4 separate regions of the Mus musculus genome follow, and regions 2, 3 and 4 are each linked to region 1. The links are chromatin loops, found by intact Hi-C in ENCODE. Cell type or tissue: heart. All regions are shown on one strand. Each heading gives the region's core, and the rest is flanking DNA. Links, peaks and the distances in the headings are about the cores only.

Evidence for each region. A loop is a pair of places that touch in the nucleus more often than their neighbours do. Peaks named below come from ENCODE experiments on the same cell type or tissue, not always from the same donor. Only the 100,000 strongest peaks of a DNase experiment are listed, where the experiment ranks them.
Region 2: a loop joins it to region 1, with 4 times the contacts of the local background. A loop is called at or near these places in 25 of 42 quality-filtered maps.
Region 3: it touches region 1 in a loop (3-fold over the local background); 2 of 42 quality-filtered maps call a loop at or near these places.
Region 4: it touches region 1 in a loop (7-fold over the local background); 38 of 42 quality-filtered maps call a loop at or near these places.

The regions. Positions count from the first base shown.
Region 1 is chr7:49,752,259-49,757,893 of GRCm38, forward strand. It overlaps Gm32962 (a long non-coding RNA gene), which reads left to right and starts at 597. Exons shown (of 2, transcript XR_391460.2): 1 at 597-864; 2 at 3,393-3,903. In heart, for the core only: CTCF peaks have their summits at 1,010 (motif pointing right) and 2,685 (motif pointing left); no DNase peak of the experiment used is centred there; H3K4me3 peaks cover 807 bases; H3K27ac peaks cover 417 bases; H3K27me3 peaks cover 1,468 bases.
Region 2 is chr7:49,468,048-49,473,682 of GRCm38, forward strand. All of the region lies in intron 10 of Nav2 (neuron navigator 2), which reads left to right. Among named protein-coding and RNA genes, the nearest start is that of Gm51447, 33 kb to the left of the region's middle. In heart, for the core only: a CTCF peak has its summit at 3,508 (motif pointing right); no DNase peak of the experiment used is centred there; H3K27ac peaks cover 586 bases.
Region 3 is chr7:49,629,489-49,635,123 of GRCm38, forward strand. It overlaps Dbx1 (developing brain homeobox 1), which reads right to left. Exons shown (of 4, transcript NM_001005232.1): 3 at 4,001-4,203; 4 at 2,011-3,295. The coding sequence ends at 2,960. Among named protein-coding and RNA genes, the nearest start is that of Dbx1, 4.5 kb to the right of the region's middle. In heart, for the core only: no CTCF peak of the experiment used is centred there; no DNase peak of the experiment used is centred there; H3K4me3 peaks cover 2,068 bases; H3K27me3 peaks cover 4,070 bases.
Region 4 is chr7:49,613,647-49,619,281 of GRCm38, forward strand. No RefSeq gene overlaps it. Among named protein-coding and RNA genes, the nearest start is that of Dbx1, 20 kb to the right of the region's middle. In heart, for the core only: a CTCF peak has its summit at 2,780 (motif pointing right); no DNase peak of the experiment used is centred there; H3K4me3 peaks cover 455 bases; H3K27me3 peaks cover 2,710 bases.

The DNA of each region.
Region 1 (5,635 bases), core at 158-5,157:
TCTCCAAAAGTGTTGTTTTGACTGCAAGGATGTGTGCGTTCTCTATGCTGTGAAGGATTCGTTGATACATTTACTAAGTGCCAGGCACCAGTGTGGTGGTGGCAACACAGTAGTGGCCTAAGCAGATCCGGTCCTATCTTCCTGGTGAGAGGCACACCCCAACCACAGAAGCTTCTGCTCACAGTGAGCTGTGGATGCCCATCCTCTAGCCCTCCGCCACCTTCTCTAGGAAAACGATCTTATCTCAGCGTTTACAAGGACTCTTAACCTCAAGGGCCATTGCACAGCCCTTCCTCTTGGCTGTCTACCTCACAACCCCCAGATAATCCTCAATGGAAAGGACAAGCCAACTCTAGGGGGGGATTTATAGGTGTTTCCATGTCTCTTGGAGATAAACTCTGAACCCTGCTCCCCCTCGAGTGCTGCTGGCATAGACTTGGCAGTTTATTATTGATTTCATTCGATGAGAAACGTGATCGTAAAACGTGGAACTAGCTTTTCTCCAGGCTATAGTTTGCTCCAGTGAAAGTTAGTTCGACTCTGAAATGTCCCTCACAGCCTCGTGCGTGCGCCGAGCACGCATTCCCGAGCACAGCCGCTGGAACCGTATTGGGAAGCTGTGGGACTTCCGGAAGGTGTGACCCATCTGGCTGGATGAGATCACTAGGGACTGGCCTTTGAAAGTTGTAGCCCAGCAGCACTCTGGTCTGCTGCTTTGCTGCCCACTCCAGTTATCATGATCCGAGCTGCACCTTTGAACCTTCCGGGGACTGAAACCCTCAGCCGCCAGGAGCAGGTTGCTTCTGTCAGGAATTATGGCGACCACAGTGCAAAAGCAACTAAGCCATACCACATCTTGGAGAGGTGAGCACGGGCATGTGTGCTGACTTCAGGGAGCTTCATGTACATTACCTCAGTTAATATTCGCTGCAGCATGGAGGATTCATTCCCTTTTATAGGCTTTGGAAGTTAAAAGAACTTCACTGCGCTAACTCAGCCAGCAGGTGGCAGAATTCCATCTTCTTGTCTGTAAATTGGGTCAGATAGGTATGACTCCCCTTCCCGCTCTGTAGTGAATCTTGGCAGCTGGATTCTAGGCCTAGGCAGTACTGAATACAGCCTGGGCTCTTAACTATGATATAATTTCAAGCACTCTCCGTGGATTATCCATTCAATCTTCACAACATCCGCGCGGGAAGAACTAGTCACAGATTGAGGAACCCAGGACATAAGGAGGGTGAAAGAAACTAGCACAAGTGAAACTGGTGCCCAGCTGTCCCCCTCCAAGGCCTCTGTGTTGACTGTCACCTGTGCTCAGAGTCCAGCCTGGGTGTTGTCATGTTCTTGGCTTTTTTTATCCACAACTGAAAAGAAGGGCTCACAGAGACTTGCAAAAGCAGGGAGATATTTTCATTTTGGGTAAAGATCAGAAAGGGATACAACTGTCGAAATTGATAGAGGGCCAAGTGTGAGAATATACTCAGGAGCCCCAACTGTTGCTTTGGCTTCACGGGGAGGAGGTGCTGGTCCCTAAGGCTCATGGTTTGGGTGGCTTCCTATTTTGATTGATAGGTTATATAATCATTTCCTCTACTGCGCATGTTCTTCCTAATAAGGCATCTGATTTTAATCGTAAGCACCCCCAATTACACATAGGCATAAGATGGTCAATAGAGATGGCTCAGAGGTTAAGAGCACTCTTCCGAAGGCCCTGAGTTCAAATCCCAGCAACCACATGATGGCTCACAACCACCTGTAATGAGATCTGACTCCCTCTTCTGGTATGTCTGAAGATAGCTACAGTGTACATATGAATCTTAGAGAAAAAAAAAAGGTGGTCAGTAGAGATTCTCTCTAAAAGGCAACTAAAGGACACAGTTGACTTATTGTGCATGCATCCAAAGCTAGTTTATGCTGGATTGAACCTTCCACTCTTTATAGGATGAACTGGGAATACATTTGAACAGAAACTGTTTCAATCTTGGTACTAGAGGTCAATAAATGTGTATGTTGTTCATAGGTGAGAACCCCCCCCCCCCCCCGCCACACACACACCTCCTATTTGTAGGTGAGGGCGTGAGGGAGTCCTGTGGTTGCTAGGTGACTTATTTGAATGGGATGTATACATAAAGCCTATGGGTCGGGGCATAACCTACCAGTGCACTATTACAAGAAGGGGGTGGGCTGCAAAACCCGAACCAAATAGAGTCCGAGCCTAAACCTCCTGTGCTTGCCTGACTCAACCATCACATACTTCTTCTAAAGAGTCCAATAGATGAGGGTGTAAGAATTCCAGATTTAAAAAAAAAAAATTAGCAAAGTAGCACTAAGTTTAAAATCTCTGTTACACATGGGTTCAACAGAAAATGTGATTCCGCCTGTCTTTCTGTCCTTGGCGTTTAACATACCACCAGGCACACGGAAAGCAGCTGAGTGACTGCACACATGCGTTAGAGGCCATCCCTTTGCTTTCTGAACCCTCCCACACTGCTTATTTACTTATGAAATACCCGGCTCACACTGAAAGTATATTAGACACTAAATTCACACGCATAATTGTCCCATACGTTAACAACCCAGAGAACCAACTCTAAGTTTTCTTATAAATAATTAGAAGGCATTTTGGACCACCTGGGTATCCGAATGAGCGAGCATTTCGGCCTTCTCTGGCGCCCTCTGGTGCTTGATATCTGCAATTACTTCAGAGCAGCTGAGGCTGGACTGTCTGAATGTGTTTCCTGGGTACAGACAGGTGCATGGGAGCTTACACACAGAGCATGCCCTGGAGAACTGGCGTTTCCTGTCTGAACGCCAGCTATTCAGTGTCATGTCAGAGCTGTGATGGCTCCTGTAGCCATTTTTCCCTGGTCTTTTCCTCATTTGTCTAAATTTCCTTCTGCTCCTTTCTTCCTGTACAACCTGTAAAACGAATTTTGTCTACTGTGTTTCTAAAAAGATCTCTCTCTGTCCCCTCTCTCTCTCCTTCTGTTTTCTTGATCCTCTTCAAAAGCTACAAGTGTTAAATCAGTAATATATAAAGTTCTAAACAGGACTGTGTATTGTTGCATGTTTTTTACTTTTTTTTTTTTAAGTGGAAGACTTGAATCCCAGTTTTCTTCCAGTTACCATGCGCTTCCTTAAGTAGAAGGCTGTTCCTTTCTGGCTACTATGAGGAAATAGATCCCAATGCATTCCCCTCTCATAGTGAAATCCTTCTTTAACTGAGTAGCAAACTCTTTTCAGCATCTTTAAAAGCAGCTGGTCCTGGGCTGGAGAGATGGCTCAGTGGTAAAGAATACAGGATAACCTCGAAGCAGAGCATACCAGACAGCTCACAACCGCCTGTAACTCCAGCTCTGTGAAATCTAATGCCCTCTTTTGTCTTCTTTCAGGCATCCAAGGACACATAGCCTACACAGAGAGACACACAAACATGTTGGAAACAGAAGACGCATAACAACAAACGCTTACTGATCTTGAGCTAGTCAGTCAAGGGCAAGCCCAGGCAGCTTTGTTTTTTAATGTTCATCTGTCATTATTTTCCTAAAGAGATGCCCTGGAGTAGCCAGAACAGAACCCCCACCCCCACCCCCACCCCACTCCCGCTGTGTGCTTCAGCATCCAAGTGTGACGAGATCATTGCTACTGGCCGTTCTCTGATTCTGATGAACACCAGAGTGGATGCTGTATGGACCGCTCTCATGATGATCCAGTTGATCCAGCTCTGCGGCTTAGGTCATTGTCCTCATTCATCCACGGATGGGAAAACCAACGTTAGAGAGGCTATGGATCATCGCCTGGGTGAGGTCTTAGTCACATGGTCAGCTTGAAAGTGATCCTGGGAAAGGCAGACTCAAAATGGGCCTCTGCATGTGCCACAATATAGAGCTCTGACTGAAAGGATAATGGGGAGTTGCTTGGCCTCTAAAGATGAATGATGATACCAAGTGGGTGACGTCTGAAATGGTGCACCCGCCCTGGGAGAGCGATGTGAACACATCCACAGCGAGACTGCTGTGAAATGTTCAAATCCTTGTTTATAACAGGAAAAATAACTGGAAGCAAACCTAACCTGTTTACAAGCAGGATGTGGGCTAACCTAGCCTCCTGGATCAGTGGGAAACAACCATGGTATTCATTTCTCCTTTCTATTTACTCCCAAGGGACATAAAAGACAGGCAGGTATGATTTTGCTAAAGTCCAACATGGCGAGACTAGTGAGTTTATTGGGGCAGGGGTTTAGGGCTAATTGCAGGAGTGTGGGTGATGCCCCTATCACGGGAGGTGACGTCATGAAGTTAAGTCATGGAGTCCCTCTTGAGACCAACCTTTTACTCTACATGTGCTCTAGAATCTTAAGGTCTTTTGTAGCTGTGTTCAGGGAAGGGAAGAGAGGTCCTATGGCTTTTAAGACATCTGTTGGGGAGCATTCATATCGTCATTAATCTTATCTTTACCCTCGACCTGGCTACCACTGTGTTGCTGTGTCCTGGTTGCCATGGCTACCAGGGAACAGTCCAGGATGGCAGGAGGAGAGAGCACCACCATAGAGCAGCTACTCAGAAAGAAACATTCAGGGCTGTCTGACCCACATGTCACAGGACGCAGCTCCAGGGCCACGAAAATGAACTCAAATTGGACAAACATGGGTCTAAGGCACACTTTTAAATATATGCGTGAGGAACCCTCTTGACAGCCCTACATGGTTTTTGTTGGAGACCAGTTTTCTTTATGGAAGTCTGGTTGTCTTGGAGCTTGCTCTGAAGACCAGCCTGGCCTTAAACTTACAGAGATCTCCTGCCTCTGTCTTCTGTGTGCTGGGACTAAAAGCCTGTGCCACCATACTGGAATATATATATTTTTTAAAGATTTATTTATTTATTTATTTATTTATTTATTTATTTATTTAATGTATTGCTGTTTTCATGCATACCAGGAGAGGTCATCATATCCCATTACAGATGGTTGTGAGCCACCATGTGGTTGCTCAGAATTGAACTCAGAAACCCTGGAAGAGCTAAGTAGAAGAACAAAGGCATGTTCTGGGGTAACATGAATTGGGCTGTGTACCTAGCCATGGTATACACTATGGTTCTAGAATCATGACCTGAACTCTTAGAACCTGAATATTTGATTTTAAGTATACTATATCGCAATTTTGAAAAACAAAGCATAGGCTTGCTACAGTCAGTAATCTCTTTAAGAGATTCAATACGCGGGTCCCCCATGTGAGCTGACAAGATCTGAGGGTGTCTTTTCATATGGCAGTCTCTGAGAAGGTGCACGGCAGCACCTATACATCCTGACAGCCTGGCATTGTGGCAGCCCAGTGGGGAAGGACAACAGTGTTCTCCATTGCCTCCATTTTAAACTGCAAACAGCAGAGTCCATCTGACTGCAGCAAGTCGGAAAAGGACTCTAGAGGCAGAATAAACAGGAAGCGCTCAACACAGCCCCTGCAAACAGGCAGCGGTTAAGGCAGGCAAGCCAGGGCAGGGGCTCACAGGATGCTACCCATCATCCTAATCTCCCTGTCCTTGCCCAGCAGGGCTCCACCCCTAGTCTTCATTGCATCTTTGTATTGCTCCCCAGAGTGGAAAAACCTGTGTGGAAGTATTTGAATGCCACGCCTAGG
Region 2 (5,635 bases), core at 393-5,392, 280 kb before region 1:
TATTGCTGGATAGTGGATTTCGTTTGCTAGAGTATTAGTACTGTCCACAAGGTGGAGACATGTGCACACTCCAGGCCAAAGCTTAGGGATGGCGCAGGGAGAAGCCCTGCTTTGGGAAGCTGGTGCTTTCTGCATTTGAGATGGATCTTAGAGGAAGTGGAGGTCACGCAGCAGCGTAAGCTCACCGCTGTGACTGATACCCAGAAACTCTACACTTAGCCTCAGTATGCTTCCTACTATAGGACTTGCCAAAGCAGAAGAGGCAATCTAGGTGATACTTCATGTTCTTTCTACTGGGAACTTTCTGGAATACTTGCTAAGCCTGCCACCATCCGTACAACCACACGTAGGGTTCTCCTGTGAGGCCAAGTTAGCAGATCAACTTCACATGCCCAGTGCCTAATGTCTCTCTCTCTTTTTTTAAGATTTATTTTATTATTATATAAATATAATAGCTGTCTTCAGATGCACCATATGTAGCTGTCTTCAGATGCACCATAAGAGGGAGTCAAATCTTATCACGGGTGGTTGTAAGCCACCATGTGGTTGTTGGGAATTGAACTCAGGACCTTCAGAAGAGCAGTCAGTGCTCTTACCCGCTGAGCCATCTCTCCAGCCCCACCTAGTGGGGCTCTAAGCGTCTCTAGTGTCTCTCTTTTTCTTTTCTTAAACTGACACAGTTGTAAGTATCGGGACTGGCCGCTTTTTCTGCAGAATCTGCTCAACACGTCACTTTTGAGGCAATGGATGGAGTAGACAGTGGATGGATGAGAAACTCTATCAAGGGTTTAAGTCCCTGCAGGCTCTTGTGAGCCCTGTGATGTCATCTAAATTCCCTAAACTCTCCAGTCCCCAGATGCACATTTTAACCTTCTAGCTGACCTCTCTTTGAGGTTGCATCTTGTTACAGATGTTTATCTAACAAAGACACAACATTTCCACTAGGATCTAGATGTCCTATCAGCCTGTAACATATGGGGACTTAGGAGCGGTGTGTTGACAGGCTTGTATCCAGCTGTCCATTTGGCTTCAGAGAAGCATAGCCTCAATGCCTGAGCAATCTTCATCAGCGTTGAGGCTCCTTAAGGAAAAATGTTTGTAAAAGTTGACAGCAAATGTATTCAGAAACCTGGTATGGAAGTTAGGTCTAGTTTCTGAAAACCCGTGACTTTGTTTTTTAAATAATGCTGGGCCCTGGCTCGGTGTATCAACTGCTTTTCATGTGTAGCTCGTGTTCTTTATGTGTGCACCTGGTCCTGACATTACTGCATAACTGTGGAGTCTAGCTAAGAGCCGCATGGAGAGGGCAGTTATCCTTCTGTGTATTTATCACACCCTGGTGTGTAAGTACATCACACACCATCACCTGACCCCACTGCTTCTTCTATCTGGTAAACTGGGTCTTAGTTATAATCGAAAAGAAATTAAAGTGACGGAGGAAGGGATCCCTTAGCAAGTCTTGATGTCTTGAGTCAGTCCTGTGCTCTGATTCTAAAACTTCAGAGTGCCATGTGGCACAGAATAAAATTATAAGGGCAGATTTAGCATGCATATGTTTTGAAGGATTTTCCCCCCTTTTCAAAGGCAGCACTGGATTGTATAATCTTCTGAAGTATAAATATGCATCCCTTCCTGGAAAATCAACCATTTAAACTTAACCTCAGAAGTCCTCTCACTCTCTTTAAGAACCTTTGGTGGCTTCTGTAGCCTTTGAAAATGGCTCTGAAGGGAGCACTGATCACTCTCAGTGGTTTATCCATCTGTCTCCCATGACTTACCCACTTATGGCCCCACGCAGTCTGCGCTTTCCTGGCTGGGCCAAGTGTGCCATTAACACAAGTGAGTCCTGTGTCTGCAGCTCTCTGTGTTTGGGCCATGCCACTTCTCCATGTGGCTGTTTTCCCTAGCAAGCCTGTCTGGCTGTGCTAAAAAACACCACCCCATAGACATGCCTAGCCCTGTGGTCCTGTTGGCCTTGGCTCATCCCTAAACAACCAGGTAAGCCTTTCTCATGTGAATGTTTGAGGACTGGCTGGCCTCACATAACATGGGTTAAGAACAAAAGAGACCAGAGATTTAATCCCTGCCCTACCAAATGAACTGGTACAAATTCTTAATATTAAAAATTAGTGATATTGCTTGGCACCAGGCAAAGAACCATAGGTACTCACATACGTGTGCCCATAGATACATTATGTATGCATAAATAAGCCTGCATGTTTTTTTCCATGCGTCTAGGAGAAGGATAGTGCCTATCACTTGCCTAAATCTAGAGAGTAGGGCATAGTATATATTTAATGTTTTGTGACTGTGTTGCCCACCCTGGCAGGACCTCCCAGTGGTCCTTGTCATCGAACACTTAGCGGAAGCCAGCTTGGCCTGTGATGTTATCTAGTGACCAATATAGACGTTGCTGTAGCCCTGTTGCCTTTGAGTGGTACAGTTATGTTAAGGTGGGAGTTGTTCCTCAGCTGTGGCTAGCCAGCATGAAAGGGAAGATAAAGCTTAGAGCACTCTGGTCTTCCAGACTGATATCTGCACAGCTTGACGTCCTCTGCTCGGTGGCAGACAATACCCCATCAATAGACGTGGGCAGATTTCTCCTGGGAGACGTAGTTCCTCAAAAAACCAGCCTGCTCCCCGCTGACTGGCTTATAACTCCGTCGGTACTTCAGGATATACCTCAGACAGCCCAGGCTGATATCATAAAGTGCCTTCAACTTGGCATTTAAACAGCGGACGGGTTTTAGTGAGGCCTCTCTTTCTAATGTAAAGATGGCGACCACATCTTTGCATGGCAAAGAAAGAAAATGCTTGTGTTTCCCCCCTTCTTAGAAAGTTGCCAGTCCCATCCCAGAGTTCAGTTTGTCAGACCTTGTGGAGACTAAATTACCTCCCTTCCTTGGAATCCTATCTCCTGATACCAGCACGGGCATTCACATCCAGTCTATACAAGATGTTCCTGCTTTCTAGGCATCAACTACATGAGCCACATCTTGGCTTCCTCCTCCCCGTTAGGGCTAAGACCCCTCCTGTTCCTCTTGGTCAACTGAGATGGGAAGTGTCTGTGCCAGCTGTGGGAGGGCCACCTTAGAGCATGTGCCTGTATATGTGTGTCTATGATATGTATGCACATACCTATGCCTAGAAGGGAGGTTTACAGAGGGGTCCAAAAACATACCTGTCACATGCTCTGAAGAGTAAGGCCACATCTGTCTTGAATGCTCACACACCTTCATTGGTTGACACAGCAGTGGCCTCACAGTAAACAGTTCGTGCTTCAGTTGGCCTTTAGAACAGAAGACCAGCCCCGTTCTCCTGCATGAGTATGTGTCTGAAGTCAAAGCCCTTTTGAACCTGAGGCCCCAGTCACCTGTTCTGGCTTCTGAGCTTCCCCTGTGTTGTGAATGACAGCAGGAAAAAGAAACAGTGCAGAATGCACCAGGCCACTTGCCAGGTGGGCCAGGACACTTGACCTTCCCCCACGGGGCTGTTGGTTGAGGTGTCTTTCCCCAGGCAGCCAGCAGGTGGCATCAAGTCTTTCATTGCTTGAAAGGCTCTTAACCTGCTCCTCCCCACTGTCTTTTTAGGACTGGCCCCAAGTGACTTGCCAGACTGTTGTAGGCAAAGTGATGAGAGAGGAAGCCTATGTATGCTATTACCAAGATAAAGAAGCCAAGAAGCCAAGATAAATGTCTTGTGGGGATGTTGTCCTGAAAGGCCCTGCTTCAGGCAGTTTCCAAGAGGGCATGGCAGACATCTCTGATTTGGAAAGGACCCCAGCTTGTAGGTTCCTGCAAAAGCTCACGAAGGTCCTTCTGCCAGCTAGCGGCTGACTTTGGAGACATTAGGAAGACATCAGGGAAAGAGAAGGAACCTCTTACCCAGCACCTCTGTGTATTCACCAACCTCGAGCCTCTCTGAGACCCATAGTTGAGGGATTTGATGGACATCCTCCTATGTAGCCATGACTGCTTAAATAAGACCACTTGTGGGTCAGTCAGTCTCCAGTCTCCAGCCCCAGGGGATGGTGGGGCTGAGAGTTCCAACTTAGTAAAATCATATGGCTGGTTCCTCTGACAACCAGCTGCCATCCACAAATAGTGCAGCAACACAGATGCAGGTATGTTGGAAAGGGGTTTATGGAAGATACTCTTCTCACCCCATCACTCAGGATATTCTGAGACTTTGAGGCTCTTGCTAATAATGAAGGACAGAGACCAAAGTATTTTTTATTGTGTCATAGTGACATTAGGATTTGTTGTGAGTTCTAGGTTCATCACAACAGTTGCAGCAGAAACAGAAGAGATGTTATTAGAAAATGACACACTTCTAAGAGAGGAACAAGGGTGGGTTCAGTAGCTCCAGGGCCCCTGCTACAGAGAGGTTGGGCCTTCATATCACACTGTGTGGGTTTTTGGTTGTCTGCACATGATGTTCCATCGTCACACAATATGTGTCTCCTTAGCATCATGTGTGCCTCCTTCGGTGGAGGGATTGGGTCTGGAATAGGTTTTCCAGCCATCCTCTTGAACAACTGAGTTCCTTTAATGAAGGTCTTACACAAGGCTTGCTAGGTCTCATTCTCCACCCTGCTCGCCTGTCTCTGTAGTGAGCCCCTTGCTCTGGCTGGTGGTGCAGCCTCTTGCTCATACCTTCACACTAAAAGAGTAAGAAGTTCTGTTTAAGCCAGGTAATGATCCTGAACCTGAGGCACACACCCTGGCTTCACAAACTTTCACCTTCTGCCAGGACACAGAGAAGAAGGCTTTCTTGGTGTTAAGGGTGTCAATAGTTCCTGTTAGCATTGGAGAGCCAACATGTGTGGCCTTTAGGAGAAGTCTGGAAACAGTGCAGGGCCTTTGTGGCCTCTTGATTCTGTAGGAAACCAGTGACCCTCATCTGAGAATAACGTTGCTTTGAGTAGTAGTGAGAGTGAGGTAGAATGACACAGGCAGAAGGTGGCAGAGTTCCTGGAGCCTATGTATCCTTCTAATTCTCTGTGGCCATGGTGATAAGGTACCGAGACTCAAAGACATTGAATGTGTGCATACAGCCTAGCTCAGCCTGGTTCAGAGAAGTTCTCATCTCCTCACCCCAGCTCATTCTTAGACCTCAAATGATAGAAGCTAGAGGAGCTCTTCTGAGAATGAGTCAGGGCTGAGGTGGGAACCTATCAACATATTGGTGAAATATGAGCATTAACTGCTCCACTGACAACCCACTGTGCTGTGTCAGAGAACCTTGTGGTGACCGATCAACACCTCTCGAGGCTCTCCTTCCCTTCCCCACCCATGCTCTGCCCTGTCAGCTGTCTTACGGGAGAATATTCCCTTCCCGTCTCCAGGTTCCATGTGGGTTAACAGTCTCAACGAGTGTTATCCATGTCTGGCGTGATTCAGCTAGCCTTCAGGTATTTACCATAGGGGAATTCCACATAGAGGCTCATTCATCAGCACTCCAGATACTCAGCCATTAAATAGATTTCAGTTGGCATGTATTGAGCAAATATCTCAGTCCCAGCTCTTAGCTGTGCCCCTGGGGTGTGAAGTCGTTTTCCAGGGTGGATCATTTGATAATCCTTTTTGTACTAGAATCTGATCATTGAAGCTACTTTCTAGTGTAAACCTGTGGC
Region 3 (5,635 bases), core at 250-5,249, 120 kb before region 1:
GGGGTTACAGGCATGCACTCTGTGTCTGATCTTTTATGTGGGCTCTGGGGATCCAAACTGAGTGTCTCGTGATTGCTTGAATGACAGGCACATTACTGATCGAGCCATCATCAAAGCTCTGTGTCAACCAAGTCTAGGTATACAACCAAGTAGTGTCATTTACACTGATTGGCATGCAATAGATCTTTAAAACTTTTGGTGTGAAACTGGACTGGGATGGACTGGTTGAGGTTGACAGGGTTCCTCTTTCAGTAGCTTTCACATGCCAATTGCTTTGCAAACCTCATACAATGCAGTCCTAGCATCTGTCACTTTGTAATGACTGTGATTTAGCATAATGCCCTCGAGGTTTATTGGTGCCGAAGCAGCTGACAGAACTCCCTTTTAAAGAGTGGGTAATATTCCATTGCTCTATGTACCATACCATCTAGCAATGCTTGCACTGACAGGCACCTGAGCTGCTACCCTGGCTGCAGTGTATTGCTGTGTTTTGTGTTGTGAGCATGGGGTGTTCGGGGGTCCTTGAACTCCAGCCACTAAACCCTTCCCACATCTGGCCTAAATTAAAACTGTCAGCTAGAACTGCCATGGAGGAAGAAGTCAGCCATTTTTGACCAAATTCTCGTCTCTGAATGTGTGGGCCCCAGTAGAGGAATCCTTTTCTTTCTTTTTTTTTTTTAAAGATTTATTTATTTATTTTATTTATTACATGTAAGTACACTGTAGCTGTCTTCAGACACTCCAGAAGAGGGGGTCAGATCTCATTACGGATGGTTGTGAGCCACCATGTGGTTGCTGGGATTTGAACTTCGGACCTTCGGAAGAGCAGTCGGGTGCTCTTACCCACTGAGCCATCTCACCAGCCCGAGGAATCCTTTTCTCACTGGAACTTGTATAGAAAACTGACCACATGTTGAGGAGATCTGGGAGGCTTCTTGAATTAGGGACATTATTAAAACAAGCACGATTTCTTTTCTCTAAACTCTCAGTATAAACTATCCTGGTCACAAGGTTGGAGCGAGAGCTGAAGAGGTCAGCATGAAGGTTTCTGTTATTGAAGACGAGGAAGAATGGGCTCACATTTCAAACAAGCTGCCTTACCAAAGCTTGGCAACTTCTCTGAATATTGGGGATTTGAGTTCACAAAGAACCTTAGGGTGAGGTGCATGGGACAGAGCCTAGTCTCTCACAGGTCACAAAAGCCCCCTCTGGGATTCCTCTTAGGCAATGGCTAAGAACGCTGCTATGGAAAGGAGGCATCAGGCTGTCGCTTTAAAAAGCTTGCAGACCCTGGAGCCTGGAACTCAGATCTGGGCTCACCAGCTTTCACTGTGGACTAACACTCCAGCTAGAATCAGGTCTTTGCAGAGGGATTGGGACTAGTCTTCAAGCTTTCCAGGTCACTAGAAAAAGTTCCCTCTTCCAGGGGAACGTGCAAACCACTGCAGGCCTGAACAACCCAAGTGCCCTGGACTGACCTCTGTGGTCCATCACGTTGGTCTTGGAGAACACGAGGTTAGTTGCAAGCCCAGGTTCTTGGTACCCTCTTACTGGAAATGTCACTTGTCTATTAGAATATAAGGCTATGTTGTAATAGTTTGTTGTGATGGTTTGAATATGCTCAGCCCAGGCACTGGCACTATTAGAAGGTATGGCCTAGAATAGGTGTGTCACTGTGGGTGTGCGCTTTAAGGTCCTCATCCTAGCTGCCTGGAAGCCAGTCTTCTCCTAACAGCCTTCAGATGGAGATGTGGAACTCTCAGCTCCTCCTGCACTATGCCTGCCTGGATGCTGCCATGCTCCCACCTTGATGATAATGGATTGAACCTCCGAACCTGTAAGCCAGCCCCAATTAAATGGTGTCCTTATAAGAGTTGCCTAGGTCACAGTGCCTGTTCGAAGCAATAAAACCCTAACTAAGATATTTGCCTTCTGGGTACCCACAAGACCAATCCTGGTTCTTTCAGCCATCACGTTTTTGTGACTTAACAATGCCCTTTAGCCATCAAACTCATTCTACTTTTTATTTGGCATTTGTCCATTTGATACATATATACATATATAAAAAGTCTGTACATGGTAAAAAATACAAAATAAGCATTTCCTTATAAATTATGAAGTTACACAGCTACCTTTTAGACTTTAAAGACCATTGCAGAGAAAAATAATGAGAGGGACACAGCCAGCCCTTCATTATGGTCATTCACAATAACCTCAGTATAAAACATCCATACAAAATATAGATACACAGTAGAGCACATCTCAGGTAAGCTGCCCAGACTGCAAAGCTGGGTGAAACGTGTCGGAGAGTCAGACAAGTCCACACCCCAGTGCCAGGAGCTGGCACTCTGAAAAGGCTCCCGTTGGAGTAGCAGAAGGACATCAAGCAGAGCACTGGATACACATGTCTACAGAGAGAAATCGCTTCCTCCCGCCAAAGGAGCATCAAGAAATGAAAAGCTTGCTTGATAGTGCTTTCCCCTTAGACAGGGAGACGGTGCCCTTATTCTCTTTCAGAATCTCCTGTGCTTTCTACTCTCAAGGTGAAAAGACAGGATGGCTGACTGATACCCCCTGCAGAAAGGTGGCCATCCAGGAAGTTAGGGGTCAGAGGCTTGGTGTTTGACAGGACCTGGCTCACAGTAAGCACTGGCAGTGGAACTAGGGACACCCCTCTACACACACCCTGCACGCGGTGTCTAAAATAAATTTGCAATAAATAGATGCAATGTTGCTCTTGTAGAAAAGACCCACGCTCCCGTGGGAAGGGTTGTTTAGAGGTGGCAGCACGGCGCAAGGAAATGTCTCTGGGACAACAGGAAGGGTGATGCCACCCCTGAGAAGGTGGTGGGTCTGTTGTGAGAAGAGGCAGGATCCAGGATCCTGAACAGAGGTGGCCACGTGGGCGTTCCCTCTCCAGTTTCCAATTGCAACAGCCCCAGAGCCGCTGGAGGGGCTCCTAGGACACCGTGATTTCCTCATCCTCCTCGCCCTCCTCATCCTCATCAGAATCAGAGAAGTCTGACGGTTTACCCGGGCTGCTCGAGTGCGCCGGCGAGGCAGGCAGTGGCCCTTCCAGCAAATGTCGCGGGTCTGCGGGCGCGTGGTAGGCCAGGCGGGCACCCGGATTGTCTTCCTCCTCATCCCCAGGTCCCTTCTGGCCTACATCACTAAGGTCTGGATGGGGGTTTAGTTTTGTGGGAAGGGTCTGCTCTCGGCAGCCCCCGCTAGACAGGAGCTCGCGCTCTTTGGAGTTCCGCCATTTCATGCGTCGATTCTGGAACCAGATTTTCACCTGTGAGGGAAGAACCAGAAACAAGTTAGTGTCTGCTCACAATGAGGGGGTGGTGGTGGTGGTGGTGGTGGTGGTGGTGGTGGTGGTGGTGGTTGGGGCAACCCTTAGAAGCCAGGCTTGGGGAACATGTAGGAAGGCGCTGCCCTCAAGGTGATTTCTGTGTTGTTCCCCACCAGCCTTGTAAGCCCTCTTAACTCTTGCTCCTCTGGTCTATCTACCTGCCAGCCCATTCATATTGGATCGAATTCATGCTTCATTCACTCGTCCCCATAGCCATGACCCACCCATCCATCTATCCAATTCATGTGTCCATCCGCCTACCCCATACACACACACACACACACACACACACACACACACACACACACACACACGTACGTACGTATCCATGTACACATCCTCCACCTGCATACACACCTACCCATGCATATGCATCTATCTATTTATCCATATAGCTATCCATGTACCCTTACGTCCATCCATCCTCTCATTCGGCACTTGACTCAGCTGGGCAGGTGGGGGAGTAAGATAGAAGGGTGGGGTGGGGTGGGGTGGAAAAGGAGGCTGCTCTGGGGAAACCTCAAATAACTTGGCCTGGGTTTCCCCAGCTGCTCCGCCAGCCTAAGAGGCACCAGAGAGCCCTTGCAATTGATTGGCAGGGGCTAGCATGGCGTGTGAGGGTGGGGCGGTGGAGGCCGCTCGCACCTGCGAGTCCTTCAAGCCAAGCTTGGAGGCCAGCTTTTTCCGGTCTGGCTTGCTGATGTACTTCTGCTTCTGGAACGTCTTCTCCAGGGCTTTCCGCTGCACGTCAGAGAACACGGCTCTGCGCAGCATGCCCCGGCGAGGCTTGCCGCGAGCAGCCAGCGGCCAGGAGAAGGTCCCAGGGATAGGCACGACGCTGGAGGAAGCTGCGGGGTGAGGGAAGTAGAGAATGAGCCGGGTGTCCTGCAGAGCCGAGCATCCGCCTCTCCCAAGCTGTTTTCACTAGCGTTCTCCCTCCTTTTTCCCCCTCGAGTCCCTTCATCTCTTTAAAACACTCCTTTTTCTCCCCGTAGAGAATAGACGGAGAACCTACAACCTGTCTGAGTGAAAGGCGCTTTCCGCACAAATAACTTTCGCTTTCAACCGTGCAAACCCGGATTAGGAAAAAACCCACGAAAACAGCAGCCACAATTGCCTTTTGCTTACCCGCCCCCCCACTTCCATTCAATGGTCTTACAGAAACAGTCCGCACCAAACAGCTTAAATAGCAACAGAATAAAATAAATTACAGAAATGAAAATAATCCCACAGAGACCACTCAGCACACCTCCACTTTCCCCCCCCCCCAAGACCCACGGACACGCAATCACCTTGGTGCTGTCAGTACCTTTTAAGACAAGGCACTTTGCTGGTTTGGCAGACAGAAAAAAGTCTGTTTTGGCTTAAAAAAAATCCAGTCATTCATCGTTTTAAAAACTACATATGATTTTTCTGCCTCCCCCACAACGTAAAGAAATCAGCGTGAATACAAGGAAAGTGGCGTCTAATTAGCACATTGACCGCTTCCCACTGGGAATTGGCGCTATGAAAAGGGGGAGAGTTTCGCTTTAAGGGAGAGAAAAAGAAAAACAAAAAGAAACAGAGACGCTAACGAAGCGTGAATGGTAATTGTGTAGTAATGAACTAACCGCAAAAGGCTATGGACAAGCAGCGAGAGCCATATATTACCGGGACAAAAGAGGTTTACACTCAGGCTAAACACAACTGCAGGCGGAGACGATTGGGAGAGCGGTGATGGCAGAGGCTTCTCTACCCCCAATCTTTCACATTAAATGGACACGAAAAGCTATTTATAAAGCTCGGGTTGTTTTTGTTAGACCATTGAGACCCGGGAGAAAGGAGCAAATTCCATTGTCGGCAAAAGCCTGAATGGTGGTGGAAGAGAGTTTCTTCTCTCAAAAAAAAAAAAAAAAAAAAAAAAAAAAAAGCGTCGCTAGTTTCTTTTGCTGATGTTGGGAGTGCTGTCCTGGTCTTGCCCTGCCCCCACCCACTGCACTTTGGCTCTGGTCCCTTCTTGTCTAGGGGGCTTCCCTGCTTTTTAAAGCAGCTTTAAAGTGTTCGAGGCAATGCTTGAACACTCGTAGTTCTCAGCATGAAAACTCTTGAGGGTGCTTCTTCGCCTGTAGACTAGGACCCATAGCGGGATTCTGTCAACTGTTTCCTTTTTACAGAAAGAGCCCACCGGCATGATATAGGGTTGGGAAATCAAATTGGCAAGATAAGGTTGGGGTCGCGGGAGGATCTAGACTTCCTACCCTTAGGTAACCCCCAAGCATCGCACACAAGAGGGCACCCCAT
Region 4 (5,635 bases), core at 207-5,206, 140 kb before region 1:
CCACCTCTTGTTCTGAAGGCAGCTAGCAGAAGACTGGCTTCCAGGCAGCTAGGATGAGGGTCTTGAAGCCCATGCCCACAGTGTCACACCTACAACAAGGCGTATTATACCTCCTAATAGTGCTACTTCCTGGGTCAAGCATATACAAACAAACCATCACACTAGTTGATTCAGAAAGACACAAGAAAAATGACTGTGGAGGAAGATGGGGGTGGGGGGTGTTTACTCACGGATCGTCCAGACACTCAGATGCTCCAACAAAATTCACAGGTAAGTTATTAGAAATATGTTTAATATATTTGGATATGTAAGATGCTCCTGGAGACTCCTGTGTGGAAGGGTTGGTCCTGAAGGCCATGTCCAGGATCTAGGAAGTGGTTGGACCATGAAGGCTCTGACTTAATTGACAGATCAATCCACTGATTCATTCAAACTGGTGGGGGAGGCAGCAGAAGAGATGGGAGGTGGGGTTTAATGTTTGGGGGGAAACATCTCAATGAGGGTGTCTTTTTAGAGGGCTCATCTTGACCCCTTCTTTTCTGTGCCTACCTCTAGGCCACCATATGGTGAGCTGACCTTCCTCAGGCTCCCTTACCCTTGATGCCCTTCCCAGCCTGCCACAGTGGTGCCAGCTCTCCATGGTCTGAGAGCTTCCCTCAGTCTTATTTCTTTCAGGAAATTTATCACAGCATTAAAAAAAAAAAAGATGTGACAAAAAGTGTTAAAGCCTTAGAAATAAATAAACTCTTGAAAAAGAGTTCCAGAAAGCACATGCTGAGAAACTGGTGGAAACCCAAGGAAGCAGAGGAAAACAATTGTTTGTTTATTTATTTTTGGTTTCTCGAGATAGCTTTTCTCTCTGTGCCCTTGGCTGTCTCGGAACTCATTCTGCAGATCAGGCTGGCCTTGAACTCAGCCATCTTCCCGCCTCTGCCTCCCAAGTGCTGTGAGTAAAGGCATGTGCCCCCACTGCTCGACTGAATTTAAAACTTTTTGGCACCAAGAAGTGATTTTCTGCAAGTAAAACTCCCGATCCGATGCAATCCCAGGCCGTGTGGTTTTATAGAATGAATGAAGTCTCCCAGGACTCTTCAAAAGTCAAGAAAGCAGAGAGAAGAAGAATGTCCTTGCCAGACAGCAAGACTAAAGTCATGGAGACAATGTCTCATCGGTGCTAGAATGGGTAAATGGTTGGGTATGGTGGCACTTGCACTCAAGAGGCAGGGGCATGCAGATCTTTGAGTTTGAGGCTAACCTGGTCTATAGTATAAGTTCTAGGACAGCCAGGGCTACAGAGAGGAACCCTTTCTTGAAAACCAAAACCAAAAGAAAACAAAAGCTGAACCAATATTTAGAAGGATTAGAAGGTTAGAATAGATAACCCCAACGAACCCAGCACATGTTGTCTTTATTGCTAGGAACTAAATAGTGTCAGCGACTACAGGACCTGAGGAGGAAAAGATACAGCCAAGGACAGTGCCAATGACAGTCACTGGCTCCCATTGTAAAACCTGAAGTTGGCTCAGTGTGCTCACCAGCTTAGGAGGACTCTCCTCTGGGCAGTTGTCAGTCATCATTGGCTTGTGCCCAACAGCCAGAACATAAGTGCATGGGGACAGAAGAGTAGAAAGAAGGGACACACCCCTCCACCACTGCAATACCCACCTGCGGCACTGGGTGCTCAAGGCTCTGGGAAATTCACAGTGATGGTCCCTAGACTTTGTGTCCCAGTAGAGGAGTCAAAAGAGGTGATGCCAGGCTTCTCCACTGAGTTCTTCACCTGTCACCTCACAGGACTGCTGGTTTCAGCAGAGCAGCATGCTGGAAAGAGTCACAAGGTTGCAGGGCCAGTGATCCTGGTTATGACAAGATGGTGCAGCTGCTGCATAAAGGGTTCAGGAGCAGGATGTCGGCAACATGGACTCTGGCTGTCTGTCCATGTTTATTGATGGCTGTGAATGGAAATTTGCAAGGTTCATGGCCCATAGGGGCAGGGGCAGGGGCAGGGGTAGAAGCAGTCACTTAGGCCCTTCCAGAAGGAACATCTGGGCCAATCTTCTGGTGAAGCACAGAGTGTGAGTGATAATTTCATGCCACTCCCATAAGCCTCAACTGCCTGCCTTCAAGTATGGCAGAGCTAGCACATCTGTGTCACAGCCTTGAGGACTCCGACATCCTCCCTCGGTCTTTCTTGTCCTCACTACTCTGATTCCTTGGCCTGTATAGTCTCTGTAGGTGTCCCAGATGTTGGCAGAAATGGGCCATACTGCATTGCCACTGGGGTTCATGGCGGAGCTGGAGAACCCCCTGACAAGGTAGCGGTAGATATAACCATGCTGTGAGTGGCAGGTTGATCCTGGCTTCTCTGAAGCTTAGCTTATCAGGCGGGGTGAGGGCAGAGGATAGAGAACAAGCATGCATTGCTGGCCCCTGCACTGCTTGTTCTTTAGAGGCACGCAGCCTCCTCCCACTGTCATCCCTGGGTGTCTCTAACAAAATTCCTGGCTGGTCACTACTGGCCTAAGAAACAGGGCAGAATCCCAGCCTTCAGCCCAGGGATGAATTAGAATGTTCTGGGAGGGACAGGCATGGTAGCAAACGCCTGTAGTCAGGAGAGGAGGAGTGGGAGTGAGGCCCAGCCCAGCCTGGGATGCGTAGAGACCATATGGGGGGTGAAGGGATGGGGGTAGAACCCATGTGCTGGAGTAGGGCCCAGGTCTCCCAGCTAGAATATTTTGAAACTTCCATTTAGGGGTCGCCCTGTCTACTACCTCCATGTGACCAGCAGAGGGCAGCAAAGCCCAAGCAAAGTTAGTCCCATCTGCAACTGCTCTCTTTTCCTCCCTCCCTCTCTTCCATTCCACCTTCTCCCTCTCTGAATTCTTCTTTCTGAGTCCCCCCCCCCCCCCCCGCCAAATCCCCGTCTTCCCTCTCTGAGAGTCTCTCGGTGCCTTCGCTCTTCTGTTTTCCCTCTCCAGGTTCTGTCCATGGGTCTCCCCTTCCTATGTGTTCCCCCCATCTCCACCAGGGGTATGTAGTGTATAAAGGGCAGGAGACAGAACTAACAGGCATTCAAACTAATGGGCGCTCGCGGAATCTTAAGCTACAACCTACCTTCTGTGGCTGCAGTAAGATGAAGCTGACTGGCCTCGAGAAAAAGAAAGGACGTTAGCATGGTGTCCCCAGGCAGGACTAGAGAAAGGATTTGTTCCTGGGTCGATGACCTGGCTCCAAAAAAACCCCGGAGTCTGACTACCATGTCAAACATACCACATTAGCTGCCACGGCAGTACTCATTGCCAAGGCCCCTTTGAGCAGTTGAGATCGGAGACATTATTACACTAAAGAGGGAAGACTGGTGTTCACAAAGGGAAGAAAATTATACAAGCAAGTCCTGAGGCAAGACAAGATCCGGGGTGTCCTGAGGACCCGTGGGCACAGTTAGGTACAGAGGCTACAACATTGCTGGCACGCAGCTCTCCTACTTGCAGGCTAAGTCCCTGAGCAGATACAGCTGCTCCATGAGTCTCAGCTAGCTCTTTTGTAAAGGTCAGAAGAGCCCGGTTTCCTCTAGTAGATGCTATAAGTGTCCCCTTGCAGCGCCTACCATCCCTCTTTCTAACAGCTTGACTGTGTGCAGGAGTCCACCCCTCCCAGTGATGACCCTGGACCTAGCCTGCCTTCTTGACATAGTCCTGAAGGTGGAGCTGGAAGATGGGGAAGGGCTGTCTCACTGGCTCTCCTTGAATTGCTGACATTGGCCACAGGATCGCAGCCTCCCTCTACACTTCTAGTGAAAGAATATCCCACTAGGACTCCACCTGAGCAGGTCCTCTACCTGAGTAAGATGTCACCATGGAGACTCCTTGAAATTTGCTGGTGGTAGTACCCAGCATGAAGTAAGCCTAGGACCAATGGGAGCCATTGGCTTTTCTGTTGACCACAGAGGCCATAACCAAGGCTGGTGACTATAGCCAGGCAAGGTAGTGTGTGCTGGCCATGACTTGCAAAACCTGGGACCTACAGCCAGTCACTGGAGCTTAAATACTAGGTCAGCTTGATGCTAAGTATGTGGGCATATGGGCAAGTCACTTAACACTTCAGAGGCTATAGTCTGCATATCGCATCACTCTACACAGTGATAGAACTGTTTCTTATAGGTCTGACCATTGTGTGACTCCCTGAGAACAGTATGTGCTGTGTGAGACACTTGCAGACGTTAGCTGTAGTCACGATCTCTTTTGTATCTAAAGGTTGCTGAGGAGATGGGGATATGGGCTTATGTAACTTACATGAAGCTTGGATTTGATCCAAAGCACCCATAAAAGGGGGGCATTGTGGCACATACCTCTATTCCCCGGACTTGGTAAGTAGAGGCAGACAGATCACAAGGTCAAGGTCATTGTTGGCCAAATAGTGAGTTGAAGGCCAGCATGGACTACATAAGACCCTGCTTCAAAAATAAAAATGGCAAACTCAGATTGCCAAGTGTCTTTATGAGCCGCCTCCTCTGCCCCAAAGTCAAAATCAGTTTTGATGAACTTCCTCTTGTACCTCGTCTCAGGTGTGGGCATTTAAACAGGCAGTACCTTCTCTGATTACAGAGGTATAGCTTGCGCAGAGTAGGTCTTCAACAAACAACTTATAGGAGTACCAAACATCAGGCCTGAGACACCAGCAGAAGGAAGAGGTTATGTTTTTGGTTTTCGTCATTTGGGATTTTGTTTTTGCTGTTTTGTTGTTGTTGTTGTTGTAGCTAAAATCCATTCCTGTCTTTGTTCTTGTTCTGTTTGCCTGTGTGAGTGGTGACCACTCTGAGTGAGTGGTGACCACCTGTGTGGCTGTGAGCATGCATGGGATGTGTGAGATGGAACTGTGTCCCAGAACTTTTTCTACATGCCCAACCATACGCATAGCATGGACACACGCACGCACACACACACACCTATTCTCGTGACTAGCGCTCACTGTAGCCTTCTGGGTGCCTGCTGGGTCATCTACTCACCCATCCTCATCCCCTCGACTCTAGTCTGAGTTACTAATCGGTTTTTATCAGCTATGTCTTCCTTCAGATTTAAGAAAGGCAAAGCCAAGCTAGGAGCCTCCTTTGGCACCTGTCTTCCAGTTGGTTTCATCACCCAGCCCTTCTCAGAGCCAGTCTGCTCAAAAAACTTGTCTGCGGGGCTGGAGAGATGGTTCAGTGGTTAAGAGCACTGATTGCTCTTCTAGAGGTCCTGAGTTCAAATTCCCAGCAACCACGTGGTGGCTCACAACCATCTGTAATGGGATCTGACGCCCTCTCCTGGTGTGTCTGAGGACAGTGATGGTGTACTCAGACACATAAAATAAATGAAATCTAAAAAACAAAAACAAAAACCAAACAAACGGGTGCATTGGATTTCAGATTTATTTTATTATAACCAATAGTAAGAAATACATTTTACAGAACAATTCCACATGTGCATGTGTACACACATATGCATAGTCAGTTTCTTAGCTGGAGTACGTAAGCATACAATCACACAAGTACAGACACATCAGTGCATTGCACACACTATCACAACCCACTGGACATTTATAAACCATGCCACTTGATAACACAATGGGTTTTTTTCCATGTTTATTATATGTGTAG